2 separate regions of the Mus musculus genome follow, and region 2 is linked to region 1. The links are chromatin loops, found by intact Hi-C in ENCODE. Cell type or tissue: heart. All regions are shown on one strand. Links, peaks and the distances in the headings refer to the core of each region. The heading gives the core; the rest is flanking DNA. Region 1 overlaps Arhgef26 (Rho guanine nucleotide exchange factor (GEF) 26). Region 2 overlaps Arhgef26 (Rho guanine nucleotide exchange factor (GEF) 26).

The links. Hi-C counts contacts between places; a loop is a spot of excess contacts. Peaks named below come from ENCODE experiments on the same cell type or tissue, not always from the same donor. Only the 100,000 strongest peaks of a DNase experiment are listed, where the experiment ranks them.
Region 2: a loop joins it to region 1, with 4 times the contacts of the local background. A loop is called at or near these places in 3 of 42 quality-filtered maps.

What each region holds. Positions count from the first base shown.
Region 1 is chr3:62,442,759-62,453,272 of GRCm38, reverse strand. Arhgef26 (Rho guanine nucleotide exchange factor (GEF) 26) reads right to left here. Exons shown (of 14, transcript NM_001081295.1): 11 at 4,971-5,180. Among named protein-coding and RNA genes, the nearest start is that of Dhx36, 59 kb to the left of the region's middle. In heart, for the core only: a CTCF peak has its summit at 2,987 (motif pointing right); a DNase peak (open chromatin) is centred at 5,922.
Region 2 is chr3:62,370,908-62,381,421 of GRCm38, reverse strand. It overlaps Arhgef26 (Rho guanine nucleotide exchange factor (GEF) 26), which reads right to left. Exons shown (of 14, transcript NM_001081295.1): 4 at 3,778-3,834; 5 at 431-591. Among named protein-coding and RNA genes, the nearest start is that of Gm33923, 28 kb to the right of the region's middle. In heart, for the core only: no CTCF peak of the experiment used is centred there; DNase peaks (open chromatin) are centred at 6,411 and 6,921.

The sequences.
Region 1 (10,514 bases), core at 1,085-9,084:
CATGCTAATAAGGTATCTAGATAGGCTCGGAGTATCTAGTCAATGAACTTCCTTTCCTGGGCATTCCATCCTGCAGGAGGTATTTAATCTCTGGTTCACCCTGGGGGTGATCCTTTGTTGTAAAGAATGCTGCCTAGATCCCAGAGAAGGCCGGCCTTCCTTTCTTCCAGTCCCTCCATACCTTGGCACTCATTGGGAAATTAGTCAAATTCCTTCAACCTGGGCTCAGCGTGGGTAGCGGACCTGTTCCCAACTTCTCAAAGTTCACAGCAGCATCTGGGTACACAGGAGTTTAAGAAGCATAGGATCTGTCCCAGATCTCTTGCCCAGAAGAACAGACTGAGACCTCTGTCTTAGACTGCATTCTGCCTTCCCTGAGCGGCATATCTGCCAGCATCAAGGCACAAATGGACAATGTATCATGACTGCAAAATACAGGGAAACAAAGGCAGAACAAAGCAGAAAGCATCTTCCCTGCTGACTAGCTTTCATAATGCTAAAGAGTGCTCTACAGGCTACTAGGAGAGAATGGCACCAACTGTGAACCTTATGAACCAACAACCAGGCAAGATGTACTCACTACTGAAATAATGGCAAAACCATTACAGGGGCAACCATTGTTCTTTGATTGGATTCAGGACTTGTTCCGCAAGAGAAAATTCATGACTTATAGTATGAGCCTAATCAAAACCCTATAACTAGGGAAAACATAGGCCATAAGAGGCCTTAAGAGGCAACCTACTACTGCTGTTTAGTTAAACTGACACAATTGTCAAACTGTTGTCTAAACATGTTTATACCCATAGACAAATGCTGCTTTCAGCCTTAACTAGAGAAGCTTCTCTTCACAGTACATGTACATGAATTCAGAGATGGTTGGCTGCTATATTAAGGGACAGTTGAGTGGAGAGCCCTATACCACCACTTTATGGCTCAGAATATACTGAAGGAGAAAGTGATGGAAAGACGGGACAGATGATGGAGAGGTAGAAGAGCTGTAGAATGCAACTCCTAGGCATCATGTGGCCATTGCAATCATGACCCCAGCAGCTGAGTTGCCTTCACTGGGCTGGCACAAGGCTAAATCTGTCAATAGTCATGGCCAGAAAGGGGGATAACTAGAGAGGCACTGCCCATCTCCACTGAGCTATTGGCCACTGCTGGGTTCTGGGTGAGAGCTACTGGTCAATCTGACAGGATCCATTGGATATTCCATGCCCATAGTCACTCATGCAGCCCTAATTAAATACAGTTAGAAAATCAAACAAAACCACATGAATGTGGGAAAGCCATGTGTAGGGAGGAGAGGGTGAAGAGATAAAGAGAGAGAAAGGGGCCTGAGAGGGTGAGAATACTCAGAATGCAGTATGTACACATATGGGCTGTCAAACTAAGTTTACTAATTTAAAAGTACACATTTTAAAAGGGTGACAGAGACTAACAAAGAACAACATTTCCCTAAATATGGTTACTACTCTACCTTGCCTTGGATATAGAAAAACTAATTATTCTCTTTTTGTATCAGCCTAAAACTATGTTTTGGGAATCTGCTAAATACAAAGAGGGGGAAAGACATGAACGAATCCAAGACTAGAGATTAGCAGTCAACAGTGCAGGGTGAGAAAGAATGTTTAGAATTCTGTCCATGTGGTTCAAAAGATAAACTCAGGAAGGAGACAGTAAGAAGGAAAATTAAGGATAGATGAAACATACTGCTGTGCACTCAAACCCAGGAACATAGAGCAAACATCATTTTCCTAACTTAACTGTTAATGGAGCATATTAATCAAATAACACATAAAAAGGAGAAAACTGCCAGGAGTGGTGGCACATGCCTTTAATCCCAGAAGGAGGCAAGGAAGGCAAATTTCTGAGTTCAAGTCCAACAGAGTGAGTTCCAGGATAGTCAGGAGTGAACAGAGAAAAACTATCTCAAAACAAGCAAGGAAGAGAAGAGAGGAGGGGGGGGGGAAGGGGAGAGAAGAGAGAAGAGAGAAGAGAGAAGAGAGAAGAGAAGCAGACCATAAATGTGGGGGCTCAGAGAGATAACTCAGTGGTCAGAGTGACTGCTCTGCAAACATAGCTGGATCATGGTGCCCTTGTAACAAGTTAGATATTCTGAGAAATACGATTATTCCAGCTGCAGTAGTGTGCAGAGGCAGAGGCCTAAGACATAAGCCCCAGTTCAAGAAGAAGAACCGGAGTCAGAAGGACACAAAGGAAGTGATTGAAAAGGACAGGAAGCTCTCTTCTGGCTTTTGTGTGTTGCACAGGCATGTATAATATACATGTGTACATACATGCACAGAACTGTATCCAAAAGCACACGTTAAAAACAAAAACAAAAAAAAAATATCAACTGTATATTTCACAAATCTTAGATGCAAAGAACACACCTTACACTGACTAGGACTGATTGTTCAAAACCAGATAGCTTATACCATAGAGAAATGATAACTGGTTGTGGGGTAAACATAGCTTAAGTTGATTTAAAGAGAGATCATAATGTGTTATTAGTTTGTTCAGCTTTTATGCTTCCTGGCTTAAGTTTAAAACAAAACAGAAACAGAAAAGCAGGATCTCAGAACTAAGCTACAGATGTAGAGCATGTTATCATTTGCTAGACACTTAAATGACCAGTTGTCTGTGACATTGAGCGTGTCTGTTTTAAGGAGAGGGCATTTTGGTGTCCTTTTTTCTCTCTACCGGTGCTGTTTTGTATCTTGTCAGCATCTGTCCATTTATTTAAGAATTATGTTTATGTTTAATATATAATATAATATATATTATATTATATATAATAATATATATTATATATAATATAATATTATAATATAATTATAACATTATTATATATAACATATATTATTATATATCATATATATTATATTATATATAATATAATGTATAAATGCTTTGTCCATGTGTATGAATGTACTGCAAAAATGCCTGGTATCCCTGGAGACCAGAAGAGGGCACTCTAGATGCCCTGAAATCAGATTTACAGACAGTTTTAAACCACAGTGTAGGTGCTGGAAAGTGAACCCAGGTCCTCGCCACTGTTGTTAGAGCAAGCGCTCTAACCACTGAGTGACCTCTCCAGCCCAGTCTATTTATTAGCTTTTCAGCTGTAATTGAGTGCAGAGGAGGGAAGAGAAGAATGACAGTCCCTCTTTCTGTTCCCAGAGACTTCTGCCTCACCCCCATCTCTTCTGGAATGTTCTCTTGCTATTAATGAAAGGACTACAAATATGAGTCATACTCATGGGTTTGTGGGTGACATAACTAAAGACTCTGAGGAGATGTCTGGTGTAGAAAATGTACAACCACTCAGTTTAAGGCAAATCAAAGGCAAGAGGGTAGAACAGACTCTACAGTCCCGGGAAAGCATCGAGCCTTTACATAAAAGAACAGGACACTGACTTAGAATGTCTAAGAAACAAGTAATGGAGATTTCATAAATGATGTTTGAGGCAGTCAGGAAAAGCTCTGTCAAGACATCAGTGAGGCCAGAATGAAGGACAAACTGGGGACAGAGAAGGAAATCACAAGCAAAAACAGCAGCACCCTCTCCTTTTCTAACTGCAAAGAGGGAGTTTCCAACTTCAATGAATTTTCTGGAATGTCTAGACAAGTACTAATCCCCAAAGACTTTAAGCTTTTCTTAAAGTTGCAAAAAATGTAGCATATTAATTCCATTCTTAAAAGAGGTTGCCGTACACACAAAGAAAAAAAAGTCTAGTTCTGCCTCTGATACCAGAGGACTTCTAGAGTTGAGCAGATGCTTTCCTTTTGCCAAGCCTGGCCCTGGTTGTGTCCCATGCTGGTTTCTAGACACACAGACACAGGACACCTTCCTCTTCAAAGCAGCAGACACAGGGGGCAATGCTGGGAACTCTAGAGGCCTTTTCTACTGCTCAGGGGAAAGAACTGTGAGCCCATAAAAAAAGATCTCTTCTGTAAGAGTATACATTTACATAAAGACTTCACTATAGTTGGGGCTGTTATTCACTACTATCTGCTGATCCGTTTTAATCACTCTCCCTGAGAATGCTGGCAGACAAGGGCAGGGAACATGCAGGAACCTGAGAGGACGCAGCCATAGGGAACTCCTTTTCCTCCTCCATGGCTGTATTTCCTAACCCACCACAGCTCCTGGCCCACGGCGATATCCAAGAGACTTCTTGTTTCCAAAGAATTTGGTCAGCAATGTCAAAATGAACAAAATCATCAAAGTGGACTTGCAAACCAAGCCCCAATCCCCTCCTTCAGGGTGAGCACATGTAGTGTTGGTGAATGGACAGGCACAAGCACAATCCCTGGCCTGCCTTTGGGAAGAAGTATGGAGATGTGCTTTCCTAAGCTGAGTGTGTTCCTGGGAGTCCCCCTGCTCTGTCTGACTAAGGGCAGGTGATCCAGAAATTACTTCAAATTCAACTGGACATAGCAAACTTTGCTTGGACTCTAACTACTATTAAATCATTTTGCCTAAATGGATGAGCCATTTTTCAAGACTGCAAACTGTAGCAACTGCAATGTGTTCATGTGAAATGTTAAGTGGCCACATCCTAGCTTTTGGCAGTAGAAGCAGCTTCGAAAGAGCTCCAAAAACCCAATGAGAGATTGCTGTAAAGCTACAGAACGTTCCAAATGAACTTGAATGAATGAATAAATAAAGGCTTCATCCTAGTGTTTTTGTTTATGGAAAATGTCAGTGTTTAAATAAAATGCATTTGTCAATGAAACTGTTCAATTAAAATCCATCCATCTATCAAGATTTTCAGGTCCGCAAAGTATGACCATTCCCTAGGAGATCACATCTGCTAAAAGCACCTGAATGCTATGCTTAGTACACAGTAGGTACACAACAACAAAACTAAATAGGAGCCACTGTGTGTGGAGAGCAAGAGCAGGTGGGCGAGGCAAAGGGAGGTCAGGTACTCCGAACCTTCTCCCGCCCGTGTACTTACTGGGTCTCAGCGCCTAGTAGCATGTCCACCTTCTCACTGGCATGGTTGCTGAGGACTGTCAGGGTAAAGAGGTGAGTGGCAGAGCTCTGTCTTGAGTAAAGCATCGTGGAAGGGTTCTTCCCTGGAGAGGAATTAAGCTCTTCATTGTCACAGGATTCCACCAACAGCTGGTCCCTTAAGGAGTAATCATTGACATTGTAGCTTTCTTCACTAAAAGAAAGGGGGAGAACATTTTAATTTCTCAGTGGCTAGGACTGTGACACTGTCAGATTTCAAGTCACCTTTCCGGAGAAGTGGCCAGGACATCCAGAGGGAGGAAAGAATGGCCTGTTTGATAACATGAATTGGAATCTGATTTTGATCTACCAATTACCAATTAAGAGAAGCACCGAAATTATGATACTAAAGTACGTCTCAGATAAAAGAGCAATATATTTTTGAAAACACAGGTCATTTCTTATATGGACTTAAAAGTCAATACATGAAAAGTGAGCACTTCTTGAGTACAAAACTATGAGAAATTTCTACTGAAGATCCAAGTATCTGGCAGGCAACACCATGAGACTCACACTGCCATTTTAGGAACAATAAACAAATGTTAGATAGATGAAATGTTGAATAATTAACCCTATGAAGAGTTTCATAGGCTTTATTTGCCTCTGCTCTGTAACTGGTATAATCAGTAAGAGTTGCACACATCCTGATAATTGGTGCACCTGCCTGCTTTACACACACCTTCACCACAAAATGAAGAGGACACTGTAAAAGCCTGCCCACACTCTGGGTAGCCCCTACCCACGAATGACCACAGCAGAGGACACAAGGAGAACCCCAGAGGCCTAACGATAAAAATCGAACTTTAGCAGATCCCCCAAGGAGGCCTGCTTGCTTTGGCAAAGTTCCCAGTCCATTCTCCCTGATAGAGCCTTGTACTTCAGAAGCCACGAGGACATCCTGCTATGTCCCCACCCTTCCTTATCCTAGTCTCTCAGGACTCTTTATTCCACAGTGTGAAGATGGCGAATCCCTCGGGACAACTGGCTCTTGAATACTTCCCACTGTGTCCTTCTGCGAGCGTCCTCCCTTAGGGAATTCAGTTAAGTCTTAAGCAGCCTCTCACTGGAACCTTCTGTCTACCTTGTAATCAGGTAAGTTTCCTCTAACAGAATCTTGGTTCTCTAGAGATGCTGTATCTCCTAATGGCTCTGCTCGCTTCTACAAAATGATGCCCTTCTGCTCCTAAGAAGGCCTAGACTCTGGAGCTTACGCTGCTGGTCTCAGTCCCAATCACAAGCTTCTACAGACTTCAGAGTCCTCCAATCCTATGTTAGGGCTCCCAAGCTTACCGCACCAATTATCAGGATGCGAGCAAGTCTCACTGATCATAACTGTTACAGAACAGTGGCAAACGAAGCCATGAAGCTCTTCACTGAGTTAAGTATTACTTTCTTCTTTACATTCCATGAACAGCTCCTTCTCTTGCTGTGGTCTCAGTGGTTGCAGGTACGATATCTCAGCCTTCTCCTCACTCTTATCATTACCATCAAATGTGGCCTATCCTTCATCCCAATAACAGTCTAGACACACGGTACTCTGTGCTCTACCAGGCACCTATCTTTCTAGCTCAAGTTCAAATCCTTGTCACCCAAACTTAATTAACCCACCGGTTCCTATTCGCTGACTCTGACCGTTTCCCTGTTGATGGATTCCTCATGTCTCCTCACCTGTACATATCAAATTACCCATCTTGGATTCCTCATAGCTAGCTAAAATCTTGTCTTGCACCGTGCTTATCTCCCTTGGCTCTACTTGTCTGGCAAACTCCAAATCTAGCTATAGCTATCTCTTCCTGCTCTCTTCTGCTGTTATAGATAAACCTCAGCTGAACTGAGGTAAGCAGACGCCCCTACAATAAATTCTAGTGTACTCTAGGAACAATGGCATTATCTCATTTAATAGCACATAAAAGTATTTAAACTTAGAAGAGCTGGAAGAAAACTCCCTGTGTCCAAATATAGTACGGGTTCTTCGAACAAAACATTTTGTTCAAAAGTTCAGGTGCTTTCTTTATTCAGCAGTAAACATTCTGCCTTGTAACTGTCCTTGGAAAACTTTATAGTTTTTTTTTTTTGTTTCCTTGAAGTTTAGGTTGATAAACTGTCCACCCAGAAACAGCACATACAGCCTTCTCTAAAAACTAAATATACTTTCTGACCAAATCCATTGTTAGGATCATGTCTGTGTTCTCTGTAAGTTCCCATGTCAAGAAGATTTCCAAATCTGTCCCGAGGCTGCCACACCCAGGCATATAAGTTGTTTTCACATCTAAATGAGACCTATCAAAGCCCACATTACACTCAAAAGAAGAAAGCAGGACAGTGCACCTTACAATCAAACAGGGTTGTATCTAAAAGATCTTGTTTACTAAAAACAAAGAAGTCAATTGTTAGCAGGGCAGAAAATGTTTACAATGCCAGGACATCTTAGACATAAATTTAACAGCCCAGGATTCAGGATGTGCCTGTGCACACACCCTACCACTAACACCACTATCACACACACACTCTCATACACACACACACACACACACACACACACACACACAAAGAGGCAGGAGAGATGAAGGCAAAAAAAAAAAAAAAATGAAAGCAAAAGCAGTATCTGTAGGAAAAACCACTTAGAAAATAGAGGTTGCTTGCTATTTTTCTTTTCTTCCTATCTTGCTCTTTGGTGGCAATCAAAAGCTATAACATCATCACTCAATGGCAATATCAAAAATCATTCTCTGGATAGGGAAATTAAAGAAATTAATATTTTATGGGTGCAATAGTTAGGTAGGCCCTGAAGAATAGTAGTTGCATTGGGATCAAGGTTCCTTCCAAAGAAACGAAAGTCCAAAGAATATGTGCATGACTGCCCTCATTTAGCATCAGGAAGCATTGTTAATTTGTCCCTGACAGACCTTAAGGACTAAGTTCCTAGAAGACAAATATAAACTATGATGGCAAGTCTTTCCTCTGCTTCATTTTTTAGAATTTGTATCTTCTAGGATTTACCTAAATTTAAAAAAAAAAAAAAAAACAACAGCTAGAAAATTTTATTTCATCAATGCTTTGAATGAGGACTCACTAAAGCCGGAAACAGATACATTTTTAAATTGTGCATTAAATGTTCCTTTAAGCAACAAGTACAACGCCATGACTAAAAGCTATGGTAGTTGCCTGACCCCATTTAGACCAGTCAGCCTTTCCATGTCTACTTGGAATGGTAAAACTGTGATCCTCCTATTCACAGCTAGAAAAACTCATCATTGGTAATTGTCCAAACTGTATGAATGGAGACCTTAGCTTATTTTAGATACCTAGATCCAAAGCCATTTTCAAAACAGATGTTTCCTGTCTGTCTTTTAAGTGATTACTCTCATTCATTAAAAAAAAAAAAAAAAAAAAAAAAAAAAAAAAAAAAATCATTGTTATCTAGGTAGGTTTTGCATTATATACTTATATAGAGCCAACACTTTACTAGTTTTTAAAAGTGGTGTCTTATTAAAAAAATACCTTTAACAGTAGCAAATAAATAAGTAAATAAATTCGTTATTTATCCCAGTCAGCTACCTTAAAACTCACGGAAACAAAAACTGGCAAGTGGCTGGCTCACTCTTACAAGAAATTTTCTGGTATGTTCTCTCACACACTCACTACTACACAAACATCATGACCAAGAAGCAAGTTGGGGAGGAAAGGGTTTATTCAGCTTACACTTCCATGTTGCTGTTCATCACCAAAGGAAGTCAGGACTGGAACTCAAGCAGGTCAGGAAGCAGGAGCTGATGCAGAGGCCATGGAGGGATATTCCTTACTGGCTTGCTTCCCCTGGCTTGCTCAGCCTGCTTTCTTATAGAACCCAAGACTACCAGTCCAGGGATGGCACCACCCACAAGGGGCCCTCCCACTTGATCACTAATTGAGAAAATGCCTCTCAGCTGGATCTCATGGAGGTATTTCCCCAACTGAAGCTCCTTTCTCTGCGATAACTCCAGCTCGTGTCAAGTTGACACACAAAACCAGCCAGTACACTCACATATAGATAGTTAGTCCCCCAGGAGTTCAGAATGATAGCCATTATTCCCCTGACTCTGATCTGTCGATGACTGCATAAAACTCATTCTTCTGTCAATCGGAACCTGAAACCCCCTCACCCCCCAGTTCAGACTGGCTAGTGTGTGCTGGAGAAGGAGAAGGGAGCCCACACCAGGCACCACTAGGCCAGGCTTTCCCCCTCCTGCGCACTCAGGTCCCAGAAGGCCAAAGGAGTGGGAAAGAAACAACTCTTTTCCTCAGGGAAGCTGACTCTAATCAGACTTCCCATGTTTGTCTCCATCATTTAAAAACATATGGTTGACACAATTTCTGAAACAACTTGGATCATGTAATGAGGAAGTCGAATTGCTCAGGAAAAAAAAACGAGTGGAAAAACCACCTTTCTTTGCTCGGACGAGTTTACATGGAGACTTCCTCCCATTGTGCCACATGCTCTCCACACTTGCAGCTGCCCGGGCTCCCCGCTCTGTGCAAGGCACTTCCGATCAGGTGCAGGGACCCGTCAAGATCGAGGCCACAGAGATGAGTCTCCCCACTGAAACCCAAATGAAATCCTAGTAACCTCTGTCCAGACTCTCCTCTAAATAATTATCTTAAACAATATAAGGAGCCATCTGTTGGCAACAGGAAACCAAACTAAACACTTCTCATAGTTATTTTCTGTGTGAAGAAGCTCACACAATGTCTGAATGTATGCTGCACACCAACTGAGGTGAGGTGACATGAGATGATGTGACATGAGCCTGACGGTGAAAAGTTTCTTTTTCTTGTGATGCTGTGACTGGATCCCAGGGCCTCGCACATACTTAGTCAGCACCGGAGCAATACGCACCATCCTTGGCACCCCCTTTATTAGGCAAATAATTAAGGAGCCCTTTAGTTCCTGCCCCATAGTGTCTACACAGGTTGGGGCATTTCTTATAGGGAGCATTTATTTATGAATATTACTTATTACTTTTATATCAGAAAGACATTTAAAGACAACGTAGAAGAAGTTCATGTTTAAATATCAAAATGACAGATGCATGGAAATTTGCAGGATTAAGTGGAAATCTGAGAATTAAGCACCCATTTTGTCACAGTCGGTTTGGGGAAGGGGAAGGACAGAATGAGGACAAAGGGACATTCATCTGCAATTTTGCTCAGCTTGTGTTTTCTTTTTGGTTTAAGAGGAACATGTCTAGCGTTAACTCCCATGTCAAGTTTGGGCAATGAGTATGTTAGTGTGTGATGATTTTCTGTACTCTTGACCTATTTTAAAGTAAATTAAAAAATAAAATGTGTTTTAAATCCTAAGTGCATAGATGTGAAGACTATTAGTAGTCCAGGTGTCTGTGGATGTCTAAGTGTGTGGTTGAATCAAGCAGAAGAGAATGGGATGTCTTATCTGTCCTACTGACTAGACAACTGTGTGGAGAATACATCACTGACTGAAATATAACCA
Region 2 (10,514 bases), core at 1,700-9,699, 72 kb after region 1:
TTTAAATGAAAAGAAGCAAATCTGCTTTTGAATGTATGCAAAAGTATCACAAAAGATAGCAACCTCTTGTGGGAAGACGCAAAAGCAAAGCAATGAAACACTCTGTTAGAGTCTACCCAAAGACTGCATCCAAAGAACAAGCCTCTCTCGCCCAGAACAGGCTTCTGCCTGCTCCTGTAAACAGAAGAGAAGGGAGAAACAGATGCAGAGAAACAGACCTGAGGTAGCTCCCTGCTGAGACAAGTAGCAAGGGCAGATGCTGACTATCTAAATGGGCCACTCGAGACACATCTTAAAATTGACTTCAAGATATAAGGACATCAGCCAGTTGGGTGGTCCAGAGACTTCCAGACCCCACTGGCAGAGGACACAGGTGTGGCCTGGTATGTGCTGCCCCAGACTGGCCACAGGAACACTGAGGACCACTTACTTTTTGCTGGCCTCCCAGACATCGGTAATGTTGGAGAAAAGGTGATGCCTCTCGGTCTTAGTCATTGTATCAGTCAGTTCCTTAGAGTTTTTAAACATCCGTATCAAGATCTCCAAGCTGAGTAAATAAGAATGCTCTGATGATATGACTTCAAAAATTGCCTGGGAAAGAAAAAAATAAATTATGTCAATAATCATTTCAACTGAAGAACTAAACACAGGCTCCACTGTTGTCTACAGGAATGGCATGGGAACTTCATGACCAAACTACCGTCTTCAGAGAAGGCATGTGTACCCAAACTGAGGACTGTAACCATCTGCACATAAGGAGAAGTGGAAGAGTCAGGATGACTTTCTACCAGGTCCTGAGGTCATGCCTTTGCCACAGGGTACAATCTATGGAAGGAAATAGGGCATGTCATAAAATCTCACTGTGACACTAATTAACCTTTGGGGTCATCTCCTCCAGCCCTGCCTTTAAAGTGCACTGCTTCAGGGAGAATGAGAATTTACGATCATCTACTCACAACTGTCCCCTCGCTCCCCTCTCCTGCTCCATCTCTCTGTGTGTCTTAATATGACTAATTTGCAGTCGACAGCAGCAAATACTGTGTGGCATGCCTGCACCTACCCCGAGAAGGTTCTCAGCAGCCACAGGAATTCCTTTATATAACTCATACAACTGAAAGCAATTTCATCTGTTCAACAAACCACCCTTCTACCCTCCCCAGTGTCTCGAGGGGGAGCAAGGCACCCTCGGCAGAGACTCTTGGTGACAGACACAGGTTTCTGATAACTATGGATGATGAAATGCCAGGCTACATCTAGAGACACCAACGCCCTGTATAAAGAATTCATCTACCACTTCAACAAAGTCAGACTTAGATTCTTTACTAAGGGGAATGCTTGAGGAATTTCTCCGTATGTGGGGTGGAGTGTTATGTGTAAACATTCTTCCAAGCCGGGTACCTTGACCTCTAGGTCTTGTTTCCTTCAAGCCCCTGCCCCAAGAGCACAGAGGAAAGCAGCTAGGTGGGAGGAGGACAGACACAGGCAGGTGGATTCCCAGCTGCTGCACAACGGAATGTATCTCCTACATCAAGTTAGCAGAGCTAATGTCAACATTTGCTGCCCTTTTTAATATCTGTAAGGTTTTGGAGGCCTTGACCTTAAAATGCTGGTCTAACCTCAGCTAAGGGAATAATGGACATAACTACTTAAAAGTTTTATTTTAAAATTTGCATTTTTAAAATTTTTTTCTTTTTCTTTTTTTAGAAAATTATTTTTTAAAAACGATTTAAAATTTTTCATTTTAAAGAGTAGGAGCACTAAGAGTTAGCTTGGACCTTGTATAAGATTATACAATCAACAAAACTGTCCCTAAGAAATAAAAAGTAAATAAATAAATAAATACACAGAAAAAGAAAAAGAAACTAAAGAAAATTCTCCATTCCTGAACAAAACTAATGGTAATAGATGCTTAATGTATTTGGGGCTTTGGAATGACTTCAAATATTTTCAACACTCACACCCAAAATACAAAGACAGACAAAAGATGTATTGAACGCCACAGCAGAGATCACACGCAAAGGCAAGTGCTCACTCCTCTGTGGGAGAGTTTATGGTGACAATGGTTGACTGTGTAACTGAAGAGGCACTGACTACGGCAGAGCAAGCAAGGGTTAGCCTGACGAAGAGACAGGAGGTACGAGTGTGAGACTGAAGCATCCCATCAGACACTTAGAATTCAACAGAAACAGACAAAATTCAAACGCATAAGATTTAAAAGTTGGATTTTTTTATTTTCATTAGACTTCAAACTTTGGAGAAATTCTTGAATATATAAGGAAAGAGAAGTATCATTTATTCCCCAATATTAAAAAAAAAAAAGTCCTCCTCTCTGCAATTGCTTAGTGAATCTAAGTAATCCGAAGAGATGGACGCCATACAGAGACTTAAAGAATGACCTCCATAGGCAAGGGGGTGGTTGGGCGTGCCTTTAATCTCAGCACTTGGGAAGCAAAGGCAATGGATTTCTGTTAGTTCAGGGCCACCTAATCTACAAAGTGAATTCTAGGACAGCCAGAGCTACACAGAGAAAATCTGTGTCAAACAAAAAACAAAAACAATACCAAAAAAAAAACCCAAAAATGATCTTCACAGAAAAACCCCCAAATATACTGAGTGTGAAAAATAAGTAGTACAACGTTTAGTGTATATATATGCATATGGAACTCATGATTTTAAAATGGAGATTGAAGAACACACAGCAACATGCAATTCAACTTCTCTCTGTGGAATAAAGAAATTGAGTTAAGGAAAAACCCAAGCTTTCTATCATGTTTTATTATCTTTGAAAACTGTGGGGAAAAATGAGATGTTCTGCATCTGTTAATTTCACCTCTGGGTCCCCTCAAATGCTATGCTATATTCTTCAACCTTTTTCAACTTAAGAATGTTGTTATTATGCACCCATATTGCTCCTTTGTTCCATGCCACTTGAATAAGACAAGGAGACTGGTGTGTCTGTGCCAAATTAATTTACTCGTATGTCAAAGCATGTGCATGGACACATACTAAGATGCATATCGTGAGGTAACGTGACATGTTCAGACTATTAGAAGAACAAGCAAAGCCAGGCAGTGGCAGTGCATTTGTGTGATCTTAGCACTGCGGAGGCAAAAACAGAGGATGGATGTCTGTGAGTTTGATGCTAGCCTGGTCTACATAGCGAGTTTTAGGAAAGACAGGGCTCCACAGTAAGACCGTGTCTCAAAAACAAGCAAAGCAAGAAAAGCAAAAATATTAAGCTGTACTGATTTAATTTCCAAGTTATAAAGTCCTATTGCCCTGCCTTTTTTTTTTTTTTTTTTTATCTTTTTAAGTGAACTTCATTTGGGGAATACTTCTTAATTTACAGAAAGTTTGCAAAGATATTCCATAAACCCATATCCTTTTCCAAGTTTTCTCCAAGCAGTGTTGACAGCATGATCAGGGTGTGTTGTGTAGAGACTAAAACAAGCACTGGATTCTTATTTTGGCTTTTTCAGCCCCAGGATCTAAAGTCTGTATTTCAACATATTTCTTCGATGCCCTTTGTCCTTTCAATGTAAATGCTGTAGAGACATTTATAATTTTTTTCTGTTCAAGGGGGTCTAAGACATGTGAAGCTTCATTCAAAGATAAAACTTGCTATGTTCATGGAAAGAGAACAGTATATTTTCAAACCTTGGACATATAGTAGGAGAAGACCGAAATATATGTGTGTGTGTGTGTGTGTGTGTGTGTGTGTGTGTGTGTGTGTGTGTGTGTTTGCAGTCCTACAGTCCTACAGTCCTACTGACATACCTCTTGTCTCTTCCTTTCCTCCTGGCTCACTGTCTGAGACAGCCCATTTCTTTTCACCTAGAAGAAAAGACAAAGCAGAGTTTACCTCACTGAACTTAACTGCTTGCTTTCTACATAAAGCATGCTTTTTAAAAATGAATTAAAGGAAACCATGCAAGATGTAGAATTAGCATAGTTCAATGCAAAAAAAAAAAAAAGAAAGAAAAGAAAAAAAGAAAAGAACACAGTGGCACCTGTTCAAATTTTTGTTTTAGTCTTTAGTTCTGGCTAGTTCCATAATATCAAATTACATCCAAGTCATAAAGGAGAAATCAGAAATCAAATAAAAGGATTGACGGCTCTGAGAGCTAACTGTCCAAGTTTACACAAAGAAGTCATCTTATCAATTAACCACAAGGCTGTCAGGGTTCTTCAGAGAGCTCTTCCCACCATCTTGTCAGGCAACTGTGGTCTCAGCAGACTTAACTGGCAAGCAAGGACATCAATCTGATTGTGCGTTTGGAAGCCGCAGTGTCTCTGAGACACGAAAGTACCATCCACGTACTTGCCATAAAGCTGTGGTGTCATTGTGGAGTGGCTGAAATGCTCATCTCCACTACACACCTATCTGACTGATAGAACTCCCATCAATATCCAGTTTCTAAATCCAAGAACGAAGGTGGCCAACAACTCCAAGAAGCAGGGCCCTGCTTTTCTTCTGGCACACTTAACACTTCCTTGTCTTCCAGCCAAAGGTTCACATAGCAGAAGGCTGTCATGAAGACAGCCACACCCTGAGGATTACAGAGCTGTTCCTTTCAGGTGAGATATCTATAGCAATGAAACAGGACCCTAAAACCTTAAGAACTGTTTCTCATGCCTCTTTATTAAACTGATACCTAACCTTTCTCATCATAAACTTAAAAACCTAAAAGAACATGTCTGATAACTATTACAACCTCAGGTTTTTAAAATTCACCCAAAGTAACATAAAATTGTAATTATTTGATATCCATTATCATCCGTGTAAAACAAACCAATTTCCTTAGCAGTTGGACAGTTCATATTGTTCTCTTCTCTTCTTGAAATCATATTTTTATGACAATTCCCCACAAAAATTTCATAGTGTAATATAAAAATTTGTGTTCGGCTATCCTATTCATCACCATTAGAGTACTTTGAAACCAGAGACATTTTTCAAGTTTACTTTTCTAAAATTCCCTATAATCACTGAGCTCCAAGTATAAAAAAAAAAAATCGTCCTGAAACAGATAATCACCACAGATGCCATTAGCAACCTAGGATTAAGGCAGCACAATTACTAACATTTTGTGAGGTTGTTTGGTTGTTTTAGGGTTTTTTGTTTGTTTTTTTGGTTGGTTGGTTGGTTGATTTTTTTGTTTGTTTGTTTGTTTGTAGGCTCTCACTATGTAGTTCTGATTGTCCTGGTACTTACTATAAAAGGGTCAAATTCATAGAGATCCACCTGCCTCTGCCTCCCAAGCGCTGGGATTAAAGGTCTGGGCCACTATGCCTGACAATTACTAAGATTAAAAAGTATTTTTTTTTTAATAAAGACAGCTCCCACTAAGAATCAGATTCATGACGTCTTTAGTCAAGAAGATTCCATTCTTGTTATTTTGCCCATTAAAACCAATATTTCAAACTCACTCTTGTCATTTTGTCATCCGGGCCTTCTTAGGGTCCTAGTTTTTCAACTCAGGACAAGATGCCATGGAAAGATTTGAGATGGGTAAGAGAAATGTCTTTATGTACCAAACGGGCAAGAAGCAGATGTGAAAGGGCAGATGGGAAAGAAGCCTTGTCTCCTTTTAGAAGACTAGTCAGAAGTTGGGGGTCTAGAAGATGGAACCTTAGAAGTATCCCCGGCCATCATTGCAAGATCTTCCCGAGGTCCTAGGGGAGTGGCACATACCCTATCGTGAAGGGCACATACCCTATCCCAAGGTCCTAGGGGAGTGGCACGTACCCTATCGTGAAGGCCAGGAGAGCGAGTTCTCTCTCCACAGTACTGTTGTAGAAACTGCAGACAGTCACACCATTTCCTTTCACTTGCTTTGATAATGATTTAGAGACCATTAGAGTAGAGTGAGTCCCAAATCAATAGTAAAATCAATAATCATTTCTCACTTATTTCATGCAAGGAATTGTGTTCAGCACTTCATATATTTTCCCATTGGATTCTCATAAAAATTCTGGAAACTTAATAGTGTTCACAGATGGTGTCAACTGAGACTTGGGATCCAAAAGGACACAGCTACAAGGACAGAGGCCAGGATCCAGTCTATGCCTGCCCAACTGCAAAGCTTTACTTTTAATGATTTATAGTGACCCCCTGCTCTCTGTGACAGGCACCCCATTTCTAGGGCTAGGCTATCATCACTAAGACTCCTTCTCATGCCAGGTCGGTACCAAAGTTTCCATGTGTTTTGTGGAACATGCCTATCATGGAACGTTCTTTCTTATCTTTATCCACCATCCTGACCCGAGGTCAAGCTGTCAGCAAGAACTCATGGGTGAAAAAGGCTCCCGTACATGTTTTAATAAGGCGGGAGACTGGCCAGAGAATGGAATCCTTCAGAGCTCCATTTGGTAAGCCTGGGCAGGAACTTGACAGGATTTCCTGCCTGACAAAGCCCTGGTGGATGGATGTGCAGGCAGGCACGGCGCCACAATCCCTGCAGGTGAGGTCACCAGCAGGCCTTGCCACACTGCTGGCTTCTCCATCTAACTGGAGTTTACATCTGAAATGTTTCTGTTGAGGAAAATGAAATGCTCTGCCTAGAAACCCACAGAGATGGCAGCTGGTTATGTCTGAGGGTGGAAGAGCACTTCTTCATGCAATCAAGGGGAGCAAAGACCCCCTAAAGCAGTCACCCTAGGGAGGGGGAAGAAGTTGGACTATCAATGCAAAGAAGCATCACTTTTCTGTAATACTGATGCAATGAATGACAAAATATTCCTTTCGCCTAACCATGTATAAAATGGCAGTGGTGTCCCTAGACACATGTATTAGGGGGGAAAAAACCTCCAGGAAGTGCTCTTGAATTATGATTAAGGAAACTGAATTGGAGCAGATTCAAGGAGGCTCAAAGTTCACTCTAGTGAGTTATGATCAAGCAGTCCCTTGTGGCTGGCAGACAGGGTCACAGGACCTGTCCTCCCTCTGCCTATCCTCCTATATCGGCTACTAACACCGTGGACAAGATGCCAGAAGAATCATTTTGTCTACCTAGGGCATGTCCACATTAAGTAGCACCCGGGGGGGGGGGGGGGCATGGCAGCTGTCTGGAGGCACAAGGTCATTAGCAGATCAGATGGCTTCGGAGAAGTGTGCAGAGATGAGCAAGGACAGAGTGATCCACAATGCCACTTAGACTGAGTCGTGGAAGCCAGAGAGAGCCAGAGAGTACAGGAGCATCGTTCAGGAGGACAGAAGAAAGGGAGAAAGGCATAGTGCAAAGCAAGCTGAAGGAAGAGAAAGAAGAATGTATACGAAATGATTTGAGAAAGTCCTTTTCAAATAGATATTCAAAATTCAATAGTAATCTTGTCAGGATACTTAAGCTAAAATGAGACATTGCAAGGCTTTTTTTTTAAATTTAATTTAATTTTATTAGGTTTTTTTTTCATTTACATTTCCAATGCTATACCAAAAGTCCCCCATACCGTCCCCACCCCACCCCTCTACCCCCAATTCCTACTTCTTGGCCCTGGTGTTCCCCTGTACTGGGGCATATAAAGTTTGCAAGACCAAGGGGCCTCTCTTCCCATTGATGGCCAACTAGGCCATCTTCTGATACATATGCAGCTAGAGACATGAGCTCTGGGGGTACTGGTTAATTCATACTGTTGTTCCACCTATAGGGTTGCAGACCCCTTCAGTTCCTTGGGTACTTTCTCTAGCTCCTACATTGGGGGCTCTGTGTTCCATCCTATAGATGACTGTGAGCATCCACTTCTGTATTTGCCAAGCACTGGCATAGCCTCACACTAGACAGCTATGTCAGGGTCCCTTCAGCAAAATCTTGCTGGCATATGCAATAGTGTCTGGGTTTGGTAGCTGACTATGAGATGAATGCCTGGTAGGGTAGTCTCTGGATGGCTTTTTTAAATCATAACAATTCTATGCAGATTTAAATGTCACAGGCTTTCTGAAGTTTGCAAGCTCTTACTAAAAGAATCTAAAGAATAGTCATGTTTAATCCATATCTTTAAGCACATCCCTTGTTTCCATGTATGGAAAAGAAAATAACATACTAGCTACTGACACATACGAGCTCTAATTTTCCATCTACAATCAAAGAAACTAAAACTGTTCAGCTTTCTTTTTATTTCTAATTTTGTGATCTTAGTTTTAGCATGAAAATCACAGTATCCACTATATCAGCTTTATTGCTGGTACTAAGCTTGGAGAATGGGGTTTAGCCCTGTGAGCGGCTTCTTATACCTTCTTTCCCTAAGCTGAACTTTCACACTCACTAGATGCTGAACAAATAGCTTCCCAGTCCAGTTTAAAGCCTCCTGGCAAGATGCAAGAATGGAAGCTTCCTTTGTCATTTCTTAAATATACACTTCATACCAAAGGCCCAGCTGGGTACAAATGGAAACAGGCAGATGGCCAGAAGGACGGCATGTGAACCTTCTTGCTTAATTAAGCTTACTTATCAAGAGTAAGTAGAATTTTGAAAGTATATTCATGAAACTTTAAGAGCTGAATTCAGTTCTTGAAGAATCTCTGTGAGGTTCTTGACTTTGCACAATCTAACCAGTTAACAAAACTATTCAGATCTGGCCAAGTAGACGCTACACAGTCAAACACATCAGTATCTTTACCATTTTAAGTGAATAAAAATTAATTCAAATAAAGCATGGGAATGTGAAAGACTGCACTTCTGACCCGTTGAAGACTGGAAAGTATGTCTGTGGCTTGAGACAGGGAATGCAGAAAACTCACTATGCTACAAGTATAATTTCAGTTGTCGGTTATATATTCCCTGTTGTAATCAGCACTTAATTTCTTTCCCTTTGATCTTTGTGACCTTTATATTTTATATATCTGAATGATAAATTCACAATTTGCTAAATTTAAGAGAGAGCACTTCCTTGGATGTGAAATTGCCTAGTTCTCGCCTCAGAGTTTACCAAATCTCTAGAAGGGTAAATAAGTCAAAGCGAGAATTCAGATGTTAATTTGTGCCCGGTTCCTTTTTGATGTCTGTAATCTAGGTCTCTCTCAAATTCACATACTGAAGCCCTATCTTCCAAGCTGATGGTGTCAGTTCACAAGTCTCCTAGGCGGTGGTAAGGTAATGTAGGTAGAGCCCTCAGGTCTTGGTTTATTGTCTTTGAAAAGAAACCAAGCCGGGCGTGGTGGCGCACGCCTTTAATCCCAGCACTCGGGAGGCAGAGGCAGGCGGATTTCTGAGTTCGAGGCCAGCCTGGTCTACAAAGTGAGCTCCAGGACAGCCAGGGCTATACAGAGAAACCCTGTCTCGAAAAACCAAAAAAAAAAAAAAAAAGAAAAGAAACCAAAGGGAGACTCCTTGCCCCTAGCACTATATACATATGCAGCAAGAAGGAACTCTGAATCAGAAAGCAGTCCTTCACCAAATACCAACTCTGCCTTGAAGTGAACGTCTCAGCCTTCCTGAACTATAAGGAATAAACTTCTGTTTTTATAATCCACCTAGCTTGTAGTATTTTCTAATAGTAATCTGAACATTGGCACTATGCAAAGTCTAAGCTTCAAAACCGAATGCCATAGGGAAGAACAGATAAGCTTCCCCCATTGATTTCACATCTGCAGTCAGTACAATTACACTAAGCATCTTCACATTACAGAGAGCTGACAGGCAATCCAGAGATGGTATTCGGTATTTTTTTGCCCCGTGACAGGATTATCAGCCAAGTTCTCTAAGAAAGCCCCTTAACACTGAACCTGTCCATGGCTCTCTCTGTGCAGAGCCGAGATCAAGAGCATCAGCACTTGGCTCATTAGACCAAATTTTTCTGTGGTCATGAAACAAAGCCATGTTCTTGCCCCTCTGTGATATAAGGCTCTTTTTTGGATAAGATGGATGTCTGTGTTCCTTCTATTTCTCTGCCACTCAGGGAAAACAGAATAGGGAGACTCATGTAAATTGACTAATCAGGAAGATTCAGAACTGTATAGTCAGTTTAAGACTATACTACATATTTATAACCCCAAGTCCCTGTCATTTCACAAAGCACTTTACACAAGATATTTGTTTGAGGTAAGTCCATTAAACTTGCCAGACTCTACTCAACTGCAGAAAATAAGCTGGTTACTCGTCTCCAGTAGCCATTCTCCTCTCTCAAGTGCCCTTTCCAACAGCCTAGGTAGAATGGGGCTGCAAAGCACAAATTATATAGGACACAGTCATTCCTGAACCCTTCCAGTCTTCCACAACGATGTCACCCCTCAAGTATAAATGAGCCAGAGCTCTTTGCATGCAAAGAGAACATGGCATCTGTGACAATGACACAGCTGATGGGGTCCAGAAATGGTGCCGTCAATTTAGAGACTCCAGAGGTTCTCTTCAGTTCATTGACTGCGACATTCTACTATATAAGCTACAAGACACAGAGGACATCTTTCTTTCAAAGTATCAGAGATGTGCATACTTAAGACCAGACATATAAGGTCACGATGGAGGCAGTACACTGCCCTGAGTAAGCAGAGAAGATGCTATTTGGAGGAAAGGAAAAAAACC